Regions from separate parts of the Homo sapiens genome. Here regions 1 and 3 are each linked to region 2. A link is an interaction called in ENCODE POLR2A ChIA-PET data of the cell type or tissue named here. Cell type or tissue: CD4-positive, alpha-beta T cell. All regions are shown on one strand.

Region 1 (5,000 bases), 250 kb after region 2:
CAGGTTCTGGGGTTTGAGATTGACCTTACCTCCGCCTTGCCTGCTCCCCACAGGTTTGACAACTATTCAGCCAATGTGATGGTGGACAGCAAGCCAGTGAACCTGGGGCTGTGGGACACTGCTGGGCAGGAGGACTACGACCGTCTCCGGCCGCTCTCCTATCCACAGACGGTGTGCTGCTCCCACCTGCCTTGCAGTCCTGACCTTTGCTGTCTCTGTTCCCTCTGCTTGGGATGCCCTTCCAGCCAGCTCAGCCTGGGAAACCCTACCTCTCCCCTTAAGGCCCAGCTCAGGGAGTCTGCCTGCCTTGCATGTCCCAGGCAGAGAAGGGCTTCCTCTTGCACTCCCTCAGCCCTGCATTGGTTCCCGGTCCTCAATGTGCCCATCTTCCCACCCCATTGCCTCCTGGGCTCTGGCACCCCCTGTTTCCAGTGGTGGGGCAGGTGGATTCTGCACAGGGCCCCAGGAGGCAGCCCAGCATGGTGAGCCCTGGGAGTGCTGGGGGAGGGGAGAGGTGGAGGATGCCTGCAGGTGGCTGCTGGGTCCTCGCCCTTCCTCCAGGGTATGCAGGGAGGCGGCTAAGGCCGGTAATCAGATGGTGGATAGTATATGGATTGGAGTATGGACTCTAGAATCCCAGATCCTCCCCTCACCAGAGTGCACGTTGGCAAACTCTTTAACCTCTGGAAGCCTCACTTTCCCTGTCTGAGGAATGGGGCTACCAGCAGTGCTTGCTGCAGAGTGACATGTGAGGATAACCACTTCGCAGAGGCCCTGGCCTTTAGTGAGCGTCCTAACAAACAGCAGCCTCGTGGTAGAGGCGAGAAGGGTATCTCTGCTCTGCCCAGATCCTAAGTCCCCAGCATTCCCTGGGGTGTTCCACCCTCAGGGAGCCCCAAGCTCCACCTCTCGGTGGCTGCCATGGTGGGACACCTCTGGGCCCTCCTCACTAGCAACCTCGCTTGCTCTGTCCCCAGGACGTCTTCCTCATCTGCTTCTCCCTCGTCAGCCCAGCCTCTTATGAGAACGTCCGCGCCAAGGTGAGCTGGACAGGGTGGGCCTTGGGGGCTCTGGGGCAGGTAACCCTGAGGGACAGAGGGAGGAACTGGTGACTCTAGGCTGGTCCCTGGGGCAGCAGAGGTCGCATACAGAGAGGGTCCCCAGTGCCAACCAGGGCTGGCAGAGGGACTTGAGGGGGTAAGATTCAGAGGACCTGGGGTGGGGGGTGCTGCGATAGTTAGCTATACCCCCACTTTCCATGGCTGCATTCTCCTCCTCCCCACACAACCTCATGTCCGCCTCCGATTGTCACATAACCTCATGTTTGCTTCTTATGTCTGCACAAAACCTCGCCTCCTCCTTTCCTACAATCATGCGCCCCCTCCTTCCTGCACAACGTCGTGGCCTCCCCTCCCTGTGCCACCTCACGTCTCTCTCTCCTCACCGTCGTGCCCACCTCTGATCTTCTGGCAACTTGCTGCCTCTCCTCTCCCTACACCCTCACACTCCCTCTGATCCCCGCACAGCCTCGCGCCCCCTCTTGACCCATACAACCTTGTGTCCCCCCACCCACCTGCCCAGTGGTTCCCAGAAGTGCGGCACCACTGCCCCAGCACACCCATCATCCTGGTGGGCACCAAGCTGGACCTGCGGGACGACAAGGACACCATCGAGAAACTGAAGGAGAAGAAGCTGGCTCCCATCACCTACCCGCAGGGCCTGGCACTGGCCAAGGAGATTGGTATGGGCCTCGGGCTCAGAGGGGCGATCTGGCTGCAGGGGAGGCCCTGACTTGGCCTCGTGGTGTGATTGTAAACACGGGCTGCAGGGCCAGGCTGTGCAGTTTGAACTCAGCTGTGCTGTGCACTTGCTGTGTGACCTTGGGCGAGTCACGTAGCCTCTCTCTGCCTGTGTTTCCTTATCAGAAAAGCATGGGATAGTGATAGCTCCTGCCTCCTGGGGTGGTTGGGGGAATTCAGTAACTTATTCCAGGTGGAGCTGCCAGGGCAGCACCTGTGTGTGAGAAGCACTCTGTGTTAGTAGTAGTCGTCCTAGTAGTATGAGTAGTATCTATTAATAGATACTGAAAATAAGGAGGTGTGCTTTGAGCAGACAGAAGCAGAGATTGAGTGGGGGTGCTGTGGTTGCTTGGAGGACAAGTGGCAAGTCAAACTTGGGTGTTCTGGGAAGGCTTCCTGGAGGAGGTGGCGCTGCATTAGATCTAAAGGGTGACACATTTCCTTCCACCACCTTCTCTCCTCCCTTTCCCCACTCCCTTTGGTTTCTCAGCTCGACCCCTCTTTGCCTCCAAATCACTGGGCTGGAGAAATATAGTAACTTCTCAAGGTCACCCAGCTAGTAGGTGGCCCAGCCAGATTTGAAGGAAGGACAGCAAATTATTGGCTCACTGCTGGGGGGTGCTTCTTTGTAGTGGCTCAGGGCTGCCTGCATCAGGGAGGCGATGACCATGGGTCTGGCTTCATGCATGGTACCCAGGCCTGCTGGCTGTTCCTGTCCCTGTCCCTGGTAGGTCCCAATGTGTCTGTAGCTCAGGGATCCTTGCCCAAAAGCCCAAAACCACCAGCTGGGTTTGGTCATATGAGCTGTGCCCTCTGCCTCACCACAGGACTCTGCAGGCCCAGGGTTTGGCCCCCAAATTGAATCCACTAGACCTCCTCCCGCCCCACCGCCCCAGCCCCGCCCCACCTCCCCCTGCCGGAACTGGGAGGGCCCTGGGGACTCACATCTCTTCACAGGAAGAGAAACCGCAGCCACCACCTCCCTCCTTCTGTGACTAGCGTGGTGACACAGCCATCTTCCCCGGGGGCCTCAGACTATGGCTCACACCCTGGCTCCCTTCCCCTGTCCTAGGGCCACAGCTCCCCAGCCTGCAAGTCTTTCCTTTTAAATATCAAGGATTCATCCCTGCCTTCTCTTTCTGACCAACCAGCACCCCTCCAACCCCTGCCCCTGGACTCCTTCTATTCAGGGTGCAGCTCTCCAGCCTGTGGCCTGGCTGTCACTGACCTCTCCCTTGTAAAGCACATGCTTTGGGATCATGTGGAGGGTGCTGGAGGCCTGGATTCTGGTCCTGGCTCTGATACTGATTGGCTGTGTGACCTTGGGTTAGTGGCTGCCCCTCTCTGGGCCTCAGTCTCCCTCTCCACATAAGCTGACCTGGACAATCCCCAAAGGCCCTCTCTCCTCCATAAGGTGGTGACTCAGAGTTCTTGCCTTGGCCTCTAGCCAGTCTTTCCTGGCTGACCCTGCATGGAGCTGGGGCAGGGGCAGTGATTTTAACTGTGCCTCAGACCAGCTTAGGCCTAGGGGGAGTCCTGGGGGGACTGGCAGGGATAGTGAGGGAAGCAGCAACTGCCTCTGCCCACCTGGACTCCCCAGCCCTGGGATGACAAGTTTTGGGGGCAGCCCTGAGCCCAGCTGATAATCACAGCTGATGTGGACTGAGCACTTCCTGGGAGCCACTTCATTCTCACAGCAGCTATGACGAAGAGCTCTTGTCACCTTCACTTTACAGAGAGGAAACAGGCTCGGGGGGACATGTTGCTGGCTTAAGGCCACCCAGCCAGGATTCTGACAGGGGTGGACTGGCTCCCTAAGCCACAAAGCTGAGGGCCATCTGTCCTCCCTGCACCTCCACTGCCCCCACCGCCCCCTCACCCTCCTTGCCCTCTCTGTAGCTCCCCTGCCCCCTGCCTCAGCTTGATGAGCCATCGCATGGCAATGAGTCCTAGACAGATGGGAGACTGAGGCCCGGAGAGGGGGAACTGACTAAAGTCCTAGAGCAGTGAGAGGCCGAGCCAAAGTGAGCCCTGGCCCCCCAGCTCAGGACCCTTGTCCTGGGTGAGTGGGTGGCTGGGTGCCAGGGAAAAGGCAGTTGGTGGATGTGGGGGAAGTGGACGCAGATGTGGTCCCTTATAAGGAGACAGTGGCCAAGTGCCCAGTGACACCTCCTCAACACAGGGGGCTGTGGTGACCAGACTCCGGGCTGAGCTCAGGGCACCCTGCTCTTGCCAGCCAAGCCCCATGACAACCACTGCCCATGATCCCTGGTGGGCGTATATGCCTCCAGGTAGAGGGGAGACGCCCAGCATGTGACTCAGAGCGAGTGACATCCTCTCTGAGCCTCAGGCTCCTCGTCCCTGCCCCACCCTTCCTTTCTCCCCAGCACCTGGCCTCAGTGGGCTCCCCTGTTCCAGGGGCTGCCCCTCCTGCCATCCCGACTTCTCCCCCCAGCTCTGTGCCTTCGGGCCTTGGCTTCCCCACTCTGGGCCTGTTTCCTGGTCTGTGAAATGGGAACTCACCCCGGTGTTGTTGGAAGCACCCAGCTCAGTGCCTGGCACAGGGTAGGTGGTGACCAGCGTCCATCCCCTTCCATCCTGCCACAGAGAAGCAAGCGGGCTTTGGCGGAGGGCCCAGAGTTCCCCTCCCCTCCCTTCTCCTTCCTCTTGGTTCTGACATCGGCCCCCAGGCCTGCATAGCATCTCGGCAGAAGGGGTTTTGTGGTTTTTCACTTCAGGGAAACTGTGCAGCTTGAAATGGACATGGGAAGTCACACGGACTCTTTGCAGAATGTCATGGAACGCCGTCCCTGGGGGTGGGAACTAGGCCTGCCTTTCTCCTCATCTGTGCCCCGGGCTCTAGCCCTGAGGGGTCTTCATGTGGGAGAAGGCTGGGCCTCCCATGGCAGGACAGAGGAGCTCTCCAATGCCACTCCTCCCAGAAGGCCCCCAGCTGGGCCCAGGTTGAGGGAATACATCCAGCGTGTGAGTTTGGATGAGTCGCATACTCTCCAGGAGCCTCAGTTTCCTTGTCTGTAAGACAGGGACGGTGCTAAGGAAGGGGCTGATGATGTTGGGAAGTTCCTGGGGAGGGGGCCCTGAGGGCTTCAGGCCTCCTGGGGATTATTTGCAACCCTGGGAGAATCCTGGAGGGATGGGCAAGACAATTTTCTAGAAGGTGAGGCTCCCAGAGATTTGGTC
Region 2 (5,000 bases):
CAGCTCACGCAGGGCCTTGTGGGCTGCTGTGTGCGTTTTGGCTTTTGTTCTGAAGAAAATGGGAGCCAGTGCAGGCTCTGAGTGGAGGAGGGAGGAGGTGTGAGTGAGCTTGTGCGAAACAAGATGGAGGTGGTGGCTGGAGAAGGCCCTCTGTCTGTCCACTGGTCAGGTGCTGGGAGAGAGGCAGCTCCAGAGACTGCGGAGTGAGGTCGGGTATGGGCTGGGGCACAGCTGGACAGGTGCCCTCAGGGGACCTCCTGTGAACTAGATGAGGAACAGAGACCTGGGTTCTGCCAGCTCTGCGGCTGAGTTGCTGGATCGTTTTTGCTCATTCTGTGCCTTTGTGCCTTATGTCTTCAGCTATAAACTGGGAACGACAGTCCCAGTGCTGTTGTGAAGACCTCAGGAACTGAGCGAACAACTGTGGGAGCCCCAGAGGTTAAGAGGTTATCACGGAAGGCTTCCTGGAGGAGGGAACCCTTAAGCTTTGAAGTCCAGATAGAACTCAGCCTAGTGGAGGGAATGTGGGTGAGGCTGGTGGAATATGGGAGAGCATCCCGGAGGAAACCTGTGAGCAAAAGCTGGGGGCTGGGTGAAGCAGGACACCAAAGTAATGGGTGTTGAATGGGCCGAGCTGACAGCTCTCTGGGGGAGTGGACGGTGCTGGAGGACACTCCCTTCCACCGGGCACGGAGGGTTTGTTGTGACTTCCTCCCACCGCAGCAGCTGGCAGAGCCGGGGCTGCCCTTTCTGCTGGTGCCTCCTTTCAGCCGCCTCTGTCTGGGGTTCCCTTCGTCTGGCCCCGCCCCTCGGGCTAAGCGGGGCGGGGCCAGGCGGTCCCGGAGGCTGCGGCAGGCCGGACAGCGGGAGCAGGTGGAGGACTGGCGGCGGTCGAGATCGTGCTGCCATGGCTCAGCCTCTGGGTCCAGAGCCTCAGCTCCTACCTCTTCCCTCCTTGCCAGCCCCTGATGCCTGCCAGACTTTTGCCTCTGCTGGAGCCCCTGCCTGACCAGCTTCCCCTCCCTGTCTGGTTGGGATTTGGGGGCTGAGCTGTCTGGGGTCCCAGGGCCAACCAATGCAGTGCCGGCTCCCGCGGGGCCTGGCTGGAGCCCTCCTCACCCTCCTGTGCATGGGGCTCCTGTGTCTGCGGTACCACTTGAACCTGTCCCCGCAGCGGGTACAAGGGACCCCCGAGCTGAGCCAGCCGAACCCGGGGCCCCCTAAGCTACAGCTACACGATGTCTTCATTGCAGTGAAGACGACCCGGGCTTTCCACCGCTTGCGCCTGGAGCTGCTGCTTGACACGTGGGTTTCCAGGACCAGGGAACAGGTGACAAGTGGGTGACATTGGGCCCTGGGGGTGGCCCCTGGCCTAAGGGGTTCTCAGAGGCCTTTCTACTGGGCTGGGGTCCCTGACTGCCTCATGGGAGAAGCTGCTCAATACCTGCCTAATCAGGGATCCTCTTCCTCTCTCCTTCTTCCGGGCTTTAGGGGCTGCCTGCGGCCCTGCCCGTGCCCTGTACTGGTCCTGACTCCAGGTGCACCCAGGTCCTACCGCTCCACCACTTTTGGGGGCCAGGCTGGGCCCCTGCTCCAGGCTCCCGGGTCCCTCCTGGGGGTTCTTCTATTCCTAGCCGCTCCCGTGGGGGCTTCGCTCCTAGCCACCCAGGCCCAGCCTGGCATCAGGGGTAATGGTGGGTGTTGGGCAGCTGGGGTGGAGGCCTCCAAGAGGTCCTGACCCAGACCCGTGCCCAGGCCAGGCTGTCCCACCCAGGCCCTAGGTGCTGTCCTGCCCGGGCTCTGAGGGTGGAGGACGGGAGGAGAATGGTGGGGTCTGTTCTTGGGGGAGGCATCCCTTCGGCCTTCCCGATAGCCCCTGCCGCTGTGTCTCTGCTGCCCCGGGTGTGCCGAGGCCGCCATGTCTGGCCTCCTGTGTTGGCTTCCTGCGGACTGCTTCCGAGGGAGGGAAGGAGAGCGCATGCCACGAGGGTGGCGGCTGAGGCAGTGGTGGGCCGGAGGTTGGGGAGGCCTGCCTGGCACGTGGGATTGTGTGTGTGTGTGTGTGTGTGCTCACACGCACGGAGCTGGAGTGTGCTAGATGTGTGTGACAAGAGGCATGTCTGTCACATGGCTGTGCGGCTCCGGCGAGCCAAGTCCCTTCCAGCCCTTTCCCTCCTCGCATCCAGTATCTTCCTTAAGCAAAGTTAGTGATGTCGGTGTTAGGGACCGTTGATGGGGGAGGTGGAGAATGGGTACACACACACACACACACACACACACATCGGTCCCCTCTTTGGCGGCTGGCTCAGTGGGAGGAAGTGACTGAGTCTTTGGAGATAGTCGAGACCTCCTGGAAGACCAAAAGGAGGGGGAGAGGATGGCTGGCAGAGGCCAGGCCCTCCTGGGGAGGGGCACCCTGCCCTGATTTCTGCCCTCGTACTTGGGATTAACTCTTCCCCAGCTGGCCCCCAGCACCTCAGCTCTTCTCTGGGCCCCACACGGCTTCTCATCTTGGGGAGATCCTGGTTCTTCCTGCGGAAGCAGCCAAGGCGGGCCCTCCCGCAGGCCTTCCTGTTTATGCGTCTGTGTACCCGGGAGCGTGGCCTCACGTGGCCCACGGCCCTTTCCTGTCTTATCTCCATCACCGCGGTGGTGCCCTTGCCCCGGATGAGGAAACTGAGGCCAGAGAGAGGAAGTGCTGGCTGGCGTGGTGTCACGCAGAAGGCCTGAGGGGACAGAGCCCAGTGGGACCTAGAACCTTGCTCCTGGTTGGGTGCTTTTCTCCCCTGCTGAGACTTGGGAACCCTGTGAGGACTGGGTCACTGGGCTACAGGAGTCGCTACCCCACGTCTCTCACCCTTTGGCTCACTTCTCTCTGTGACCTCAGCCAAGGCCCTCCCCTTTCGGCCCGCAGTTTCCCCATCTGCACGGGGCAGGAGTGTCTGGACCGGGCCTGAGCTGGTTAACTGCAGCGCTGGGCGCCCGCCTGGCTGGTTAAGGGCGGTCGGGTGGCAGGTGGGCCTTGCGGCAGGGGCCGGGACTCGTGTGCCGGCCTTTGTCCTGGGCTGAGGGGGTGGGCTGGGGGAGGCGGGTTTTGTGCTCAAGGCGAGCCTTTCTCCTCCCTATGGTCCCCTTGTTGGGGGGAGAGGTGGCAGCAGCCCCACCACTCCCCTCCTCTGCAGCAGATGGTCCCCGGCCACCCCTCCCCTGCCCCAGCAGGCTGCGTGTCCCTTTGTTTCCCGCGGCTGCCTGTGAAGTTTTCACCATTGTCAGGTCCCCTCCTTAAACAAGTCAAATGCAGCCCTTGGCTCCAAAGAAACTCTGCCCATCGCTCTGTGCCAACCTTAGGATTCCCAGGGACTGAAAGCGCCAGCCTCACTGCCCTCTCCTGTGCCCCCGCCCCCTCTGGACCTGGACTCCCCTTCCCGGCTCTCTCCCTCACTCTGTTCATGGCTGCTGGTGTTTTGTTTTGTTTATTTTGAGACAGAGTCTCACTCTGTTTTCCAGGCTGGAGTGCAGTGGCACGATCCTGGCTCACTGCAACCTCCGCCTCCTGGTTTCAAGTGATCCTCAGCTTCCTGAGTAGCTTGGACTACAGGCATGCGCACCACGCCCGGCTAATTTTTCTATTTTTAGTAGAGATGGGGTTTTGCCATGTTGGCCAGGCTGGTCTTGAACTCCTGGCCTCAAATGATCCACCTGCCTTGGCCTCCCAAAGTGCCTATTCTCCTGCTTTATTCAGGCTTACTAGATCTTCACCGGGAAACAGTCCTCAGCCCATTTGGCCCATGCTCCAAGCTTGAGAGTGTTTCACTATCGGGTGGCTGTTTGGTGGCAAAAGTTTGTCGAGGGCAGGGTAGGAAAGGCCTGGTTTCTTTGATAGGATCCCTTGAGGCTGTGTTGAAAACCGACTTGGGGTGGAGGCAGGGAGCAGGGAGGCCAGGGAGGAGGGCCTGCAGCAAAGCAGGCAGCAGGTGACGACAGTGGCGGGGACTAGGTGGCCGGGTGGGCCGGAGGGAAGAGCAGCGTCCCAGACGATTTGGAGGCTGGTGAGCAGAATTGATGACAGGCTCGGGAAGAGGTGTGAGAGGAAGAGAGGAGGAGCGGGGAGTCTGAGGTTTTGGGTCCCAACCAGTGAGAGGGAGGAGCAGGTCTTGGGGAGAACGGGGGCTCAGTCTTGATGTGTTAAGCCCCCAGGAGACGTCATGGTTTCAGGGGATTTGACAGTTTGGAGCTCAGGGAGAGGCTAGGGCTGGTGGTGTCCACGAGTCTCCAGCTCCCTGATGGTGTTTAAAGCTGAGAGGCTGCATGGCGTCACTGACGGAGTGGGCTTCATGGAGAAGCGGACCAGGGTCTAGGCTTGGACCACCACCATTTCCCCCTGCGGAAATCCAGAGACCTCCAGCATTCGCTAAATCTGACGGTGGGAGACAGACCCCAGGGAGAGAGGCTCAGAGGGTGGATGCTGCACAGGCCTTCCTGAGGAGAGCCAGGTGCCGGAGCAAGGAGACAAATTGGACCCAGCCTGTGGTCTCCAGGATGCCATCGTCTGGTGGAAGAGACGGGGAGAGAAATTTCTGTAACCAGGGAGTTTTGCTAACTGCTGTTAGTGACAGGAGAAACAGAGGGCTGAGGAACACATAGCAGGGGCCTCTAAAGTAGCTGGAGGGGTGTCAGGGAAGGCTTCCTGGGGAAGGTGATGCCTGAGCTGGGAGCTAGAGGGTGGAAAGAGGGCATAGCATGCGCAGAGGCTCAGAGGCGTGCGCACGTGCGTGTGTGTGTGTGTGTGTGTATGCGTGCGTGTGTGTGCGTGTGTGTGTGTGAGAGAGAGAGACAGAGAGAGAAGCCCCAGGGGTGGACAGGAAGTAATGAGATCAGACTACATCAGGCAGGGTGGCCAGGTGGCCCCTCACTGGCCACACTTAGGGAGGCTGGCCTTTATCCCAAGAGTAGTAGGGAGCCATGGAAGGTGTTAGTGGCTGGTGGGTGGAGTTGGGTGT
Region 3 (5,000 bases), 83 kb before region 2:
TGGCAAGAACTGTGGCTTGTGACTCCTTTCTCTCTTGGGTCCCTCAAGTTTACAAAAACATGGGATACCCCTGGTCTGAGGACCTCTGAATGAAGGCACCCCATGATCCAGAATGTCCTGCTCTCAGGGATCCTGAGGTCCCGTAGTGATCCTGCCTCCTGCCACACATCCTCTGGTTGCATACCTGTAGTGACAGGGAGTGCACCACCTCACGTTAGCTGTTTGTGGCTAAATTTAACCGGTCTTCCGATACCTAAGGAGGGCATTTCTCTTTCCGTGCATTTTAATGCTCCTGGCATTTTCATAATACTGAGGAGGAAACAGATATGAGGACACCCGGCTGCCATGTTGGGAGGCTGAGACATGCTCCCAACAGTCCTACGCACTTGCTTCTGTCTACTTGCCCCCACTATCGCCAGAGCAAATGCCATGCTGCCCTGTGGGATTATGGGGCAGACACGAGTCCCAGGCACCTGGGCCAGGGGCTGTTCCCGGAACTGCAGATAAGGGCTCCCACCTGGGCCTCTTATCTCAGGGGCGTTCCAGCCTGGTTACTCATTACCCTCCCCTTGGCGCGTCCACTTCCCTTCCCTGCTGGGGGCCTTGATGGGGGATCCTTGGCTTTCTAAACTCCCTGGAGGGGAGGGGACTGAAGCAGACAGAGCTGATGCTGTTGTCCCAGGTCCCCAAGCATCTTGCAGGACACCTTTTATCAAAACAGCCTTATTTAATCAGGCCCCAGAGGCAAGTCTGGGGTATACAGGCAGGTGGGATTCCTCCCCGGGAGGTCATACCTGACCTTTCTGGGGTAAGAGGGAGGCTGGGGCGGGGATGTTGGGGAAGCGGCCTGGGAGACGGCTGTCAGGGTTGCAGCAGGGACGCTCTGGGATGAGCTGGGGGCAGGCGGTCCCTTTGGGAGGTGAGACAATGGCCCTGTGTGGTACACTCCCTGCCCCCCACCCCCCACGGGCCGCTTGGTCTGGCACAAAGGACACACTGTGAGGCTGGGTCCTCCAGCTGGTGGGGGTGGCATGGAGTGGGGCCTAAGGAACAGCTATTAGGTCCAGAGTGGCAGTCGGGGGAGGTGGTCAGTTTGGCAGGGCCTCTGGGAGCATAAAAGTCCCAGAGCAAGCCTGGCCTTCCCTGTCCTCCCTCCCATGTCTGTCCTGCAGAGGTGGGGAGGGGTTTAGGGGCAACATGACTTCTCCCCTCTCCGGTCTGGTAGGAACCAGCTGTTAGGTGAGGGGCCGGCTCTGCACCTAGGTGGGGCCCTGGGACCGTGCCCCAGCCCCTCACACCTTGACCTCATCATCCTCCTCAGCATCCGCAAATTCAAAGGTGTTTGCTTGCACTGTGCTGGGCACTGGGGTCCTGCTGCCTGCCTGGGGCGCCCTCCACTCTTCGTCCAGGCTCTCCCAGGAGGCCCGGGCTTGGGGCAGCACCTCCACCCGCTCCTGCCGCGCATCCATCTCTGGGTAGTGGTGGCCGCCATCCCAGCCTGCTCCCCAGTGCCTGCCGAGGGCAGGGCCAGCAGGTCCTCGGGGACCCCCTCCCACTGGGCTGGACTTCACCTCAGCCACTGGGCCCAACCCAGCTGTTACCCCATTGGGACAGTGTCCATGGGGTGTGGAGCTTGCGGCAGGGGCTGGGGGATTTGCAGCAGGACCCGTGGGGGTTGCGGCAGGTGCTGAGGGGTTTGCAGCAGGCGCTGGGGGGTTTGCAGTAGTGGCTGGGGGGTTTGCAGCAGGACCCGTGGGGTTTGCAGTAGGGGCTGGGGGGTTTGCAGCGGGGGCTGGAGTCTCAGCTGCAGGGGCTTCTGGGAGGCTCATGACCCCTAGCAGCTCGCTGAGGAGTGAGGGCCCAAGGTCGAGGTCCAGGCGGAAGGACAAGAGAGAGTCAGAGCGGCGAAGCCCGGGCTCAGAGGGGAAGGAACCATCCCGGTCTCGGTCATGCGGCTTTTCCGAGCGGGGCAGGCGGGAGATGGTGCAGAACCCAGAGTCCAGGCCTAGAAGAGAAATGGGCAGTGGGCTCAGAGCTGGGGTCCCTCACCAGGAATTCAGGAGGGGAGACAGGACCAGTCCTGGCTTGCTGTGTGGCCTCTGGCTAGTCCCTCCCCTCTCTGGCCTCGGTTTCTCCCATCTTTCCAATAGAATACACTCCATGGTCACCTGTGTGATCTTCCTGTCTACCCCGAAAGCTGAAAATCATCATTATCCTCATTTCCATTATGCAGATGGGGAAAGTGAGGCTCAGTTTGGGATGGGGCGAAGGAGCTAGCCCAAGGCCATAGAAGTCTGACGAGGTGGAATCAAGTCTGGAGCTCAAATCTCCTCTCAGTCCCAACTGTGACCTCAGCCATGGCCACCGGCTCCCTGCCATGACGCTGGCCGATGGCTGCAGGTGAACCCATAGCACGTGAGCTGGTTTGTGGACACAGGATGGGACCAGCAATCAGGGTCTGACTGTATAGAAATGAAGGACAGACATGTCCAGCCCCTGCTTCCAGGACTACAGACCTGAGACAGAATCGGGTTTCTGTGGACCAGTCCTCAGTGCGGTTCTGAGCAGCCGCCTGGGGCAGGGGTGTTAGAGCCACTCCCGCAAGGCAGGGAGTGGCCACCAGGTGGCAGCAGGGGCCCATGGTTCTCAGGTGAGCTCTGACCGAACGGCCAAGGTGGCACTTCTGGCTGGGCAGGAAGGCCTGTGGCTTGCGGTTCCTGTGAGTGGTTTCCCAAATTTGTCGAGTTACAGGAAACCAAGTTCAGATAACAACAGCTCCAGTGTCCTGAGCACCTACTAAGTATCAGCCCCCCTGCGCCTCTCCTGGCACTGAATCTTAGCAATGACCCCGAGAGACTCATTATCCAGGCGAGGACTTGAACTTATAGAGGTCAACTGACTTCCTGAAATTCAGGCAGAACTGGATTGGAATCTAGAGCCCAGGCCCTTCACCTCTCCATGATATCATTCCGACATGAGGGGAAGGCTTTGGTTGAAGGGGGCAAGAATGGGTGGGTGACTGGTTCAGCTAAGGCCCAGAGAGGGGGATGTGCTTGCCCAGGTCACACAGCAAGTGAGGGGCAGCTAGAATTCAAACTCCACCTCCTCACTCTCAACCTCAGGTGTTTTGGGGAGTCAGCTTGTTCCCACCACTGCACCCCCTCCCCATCCATGATGTGGGGTCTGGGCCTGACCTCTGTGGTCACTTGGAGCTCACTTGGAGCTTGGAGGAGCCACTGAACCCCTCTGGGCCTCAGCCTCAGCCTCTGAAAAGTGGGCCAAGATGGCCCAGGCCCTCACCGTAGCTGGAGTGGCCGTCCGTGGAGCTGGTGGGGCTGCTGTCGAAGCTGAGCTTGCCAACCACGAGGCTGTCGTAGGCGGCCTGGTTGAGCTGGGGCAGGGAGATGGCGTTCTTGATGATGGGGGAGATGGCCGGTGGAGCCGGGGAGGGTGCAGGGGGAGATGCCATCCTCCGGGGGGGCGCCCCCACCCTCCGCACCAGCTGCAGCTTCTTGGCCAGGAAGCTGCGGGGTGAGCGATGGGTGCTCCCGGAGCTGCCACCGTGGTTGCTGAGGAAGGACGTGTCCCCGAAGACATCCCCGCCACGGCCCACATGCATGGTGTGGCGGAAGTCCCCGAGTGGGTGGCTGATCATGTCTGCAGTCAGCCGCCTCTTTCCCTGTGAACTGGACACCCAGCCCACAGGCGAGAGCTTGCCCAGGCTCATGGTGGCGGCGCCTCTGCCCCCCTGGGGGCCGGGCATCAGCTCTGGCTGCTCACAGCTGCTAGTCCATGCCTACCAGGGGCCGGGGGAGGGAGGTGGGCTGGGCTTGGGATGGCTGCTCAGCTCCTTTGCCCTGGCGGAAGCTGTAAATGGCACTCTCCTAAGGTGAGGTCCCCAAATGCAGAGGCTGTGGGGGGTTCATGGCTCGTCTCTCCCAGGGGCCCGGCTCCCAGCCCCTCAGAAGCAGCTATAGATGTTCAAGCGCAGAGAAAGCACCCCCGAGGTGGTCGGCAACTCTCCTGCCCAGAGGTGGAGACCTGGAAGGAAGACAGAATGGGCGGTGACGGCAGGCCCGCGACAGAGGAGGAAATCCGGGGTCCAAACATTAGCAGCTGAAGAGGATAGATGATCACACCCAACTACACGGATGGAGGCCTCCAACTGACGCGGGGCAGAAGCTAGGCACACGGGGACCCAAGTGAGTCTGTGTATAGAAAGTTCAAGAACACAGCCGGGTGCGGTGGCTCATGCTGGTAATCCCAGCACTTCGGGAGGTTGAGGTGGGTGGCTCACCTGAGGTCAGGAGTTCGAGACCAGCCTGGCCAACATAGAGAAACCCCGTCTCTACTAAAAATACAAAACTTAGCCGGACGTGGTGGTGCGCACCTGTAATCCCAGCTACCCAGGAAGCTGTGGCAGGAGAATCACTTGAACCTTGGAGGCAGAGGTTGCAGTGAGCCAAGATCACATCACGGCACTCCAGCCTCGGCAACAAGAGCAACATTCCGTCTCAAAAAAAAAAAAAAAAAAAAAAAAAAAAACAAGGAAGTTCAGTAACAGGCAAAACCAATTGATGCTATTAGCAATCAGAATGATGGCAGCCTCTGAGCAGGTACTGACTGAATAGGGGACAAATAATTCATTGAGCTATACACTTAAGCCATGTATCAGGAAAAAATAGAAGCACTCATTCACTCATTCTAAGTCTGAGCAACATAATGAGACCTGGTTTTTACAAAAAAATTTTAAAAAAATTAGTTGGGTGTGGTGGTGTATGCCTGTGGTCCTAGCTACTCAGGAGGCTAAGAAGGGAGGATCCTTTGAGCCTAGGAGGTCAAGGCTGCAATGAGCCATGATTGTGTCACTGCACTCCAGTCTGGGAGACAGAGCAAGACCTTGTCTCAAAAAAAAAAAAAAAAAAAAGGAAAAAAAAAAGAAAGCACTTATTCTGCAGGGCCCACTTATGAAGCACTTACTAAGTGCCAAGACCTCACCC

What was found. Peaks named below come from ENCODE experiments on the same cell type or tissue, not always from the same donor. Only the 100,000 strongest peaks of a DNase experiment are listed, where the experiment ranks them.
Region 1: POLR2A ChIA-PET joins it to region 2 with 10 read pairs; 6 of 35 experiments call an interaction of 5 or more read pairs at or near these places.
Region 3: POLR2A ChIA-PET joins it to region 2 with 12 read pairs; 10 of 35 experiments call an interaction of 5 or more read pairs at or near these places.

Annotation. Positions count from the first base shown.
Region 1 is chr22:37,227,972-37,232,971 of GRCh38, reverse strand. RAC2 (Rac family small GTPase 2) reads left to right here. Exons shown (of 7, transcript NM_002872.5): 3 at 54-171; 4 at 978-1,040; 5 at 1,582-1,741. Among named protein-coding and RNA genes, the nearest start is that of RAC2, 14 kb to the left of the region's middle. RefSeq lists enhancers at 1,709-1,848, 2,379-2,438. In CD4-positive, alpha-beta T cell, no CTCF peak of the experiment used is centred here; DNase peaks (open chromatin) are centred at 1,381, 2,161, 2,771, 3,501 and 4 weaker places; H3K4me3 peaks cover 1,579 bases; H3K27ac peaks cover 4,885 bases.
Region 2 is chr22:37,482,253-37,487,252 of GRCh38, reverse strand. It overlaps MFNG (MFNG O-fucosylpeptide 3-beta-N-acetylglucosaminyltransferase), which reads left to right and starts at 869. Exons shown (of 8, transcript NM_002405.4): 1 at 869-1,330. The coding sequence starts at 1,076. RefSeq lists enhancers at 1-488, 489-998, 1,475-1,524, 1,925-1,984, 2,275-2,684 and 1 more and a silencer at 775-904. In CD4-positive, alpha-beta T cell, no CTCF peak of the experiment used is centred here; DNase peaks (open chromatin) are centred at 752, 1,392, 2,042 and 2,602; H3K4me3 peaks cover 3,537 bases; H3K27ac peaks cover 4,726 bases.
Region 3 is chr22:37,565,113-37,570,112 of GRCh38, reverse strand. CDC42EP1 (CDC42 effector protein 1) reads right to left here. Exons shown (of 3, transcript NM_152243.3): 2 at 3,301-4,041; 3 at 708-2,005. The coding sequence starts at 3,763. The coding sequence ends at 1,293. Among named protein-coding and RNA genes, the nearest start is that of CDC42EP1, 7.1 kb to the right of the region's middle. RefSeq lists enhancers at 1-148, 485-629, 377-671, 1,638-2,289 and a cis regulatory region at 550-563. In CD4-positive, alpha-beta T cell, CTCF peaks have their summits at 2,423 and 2,622 (motif pointing right); DNase peaks (open chromatin) are centred at 2,662 and 3,562; H3K4me3 peaks cover 1,206 bases; H3K27me3 peaks cover 279 bases.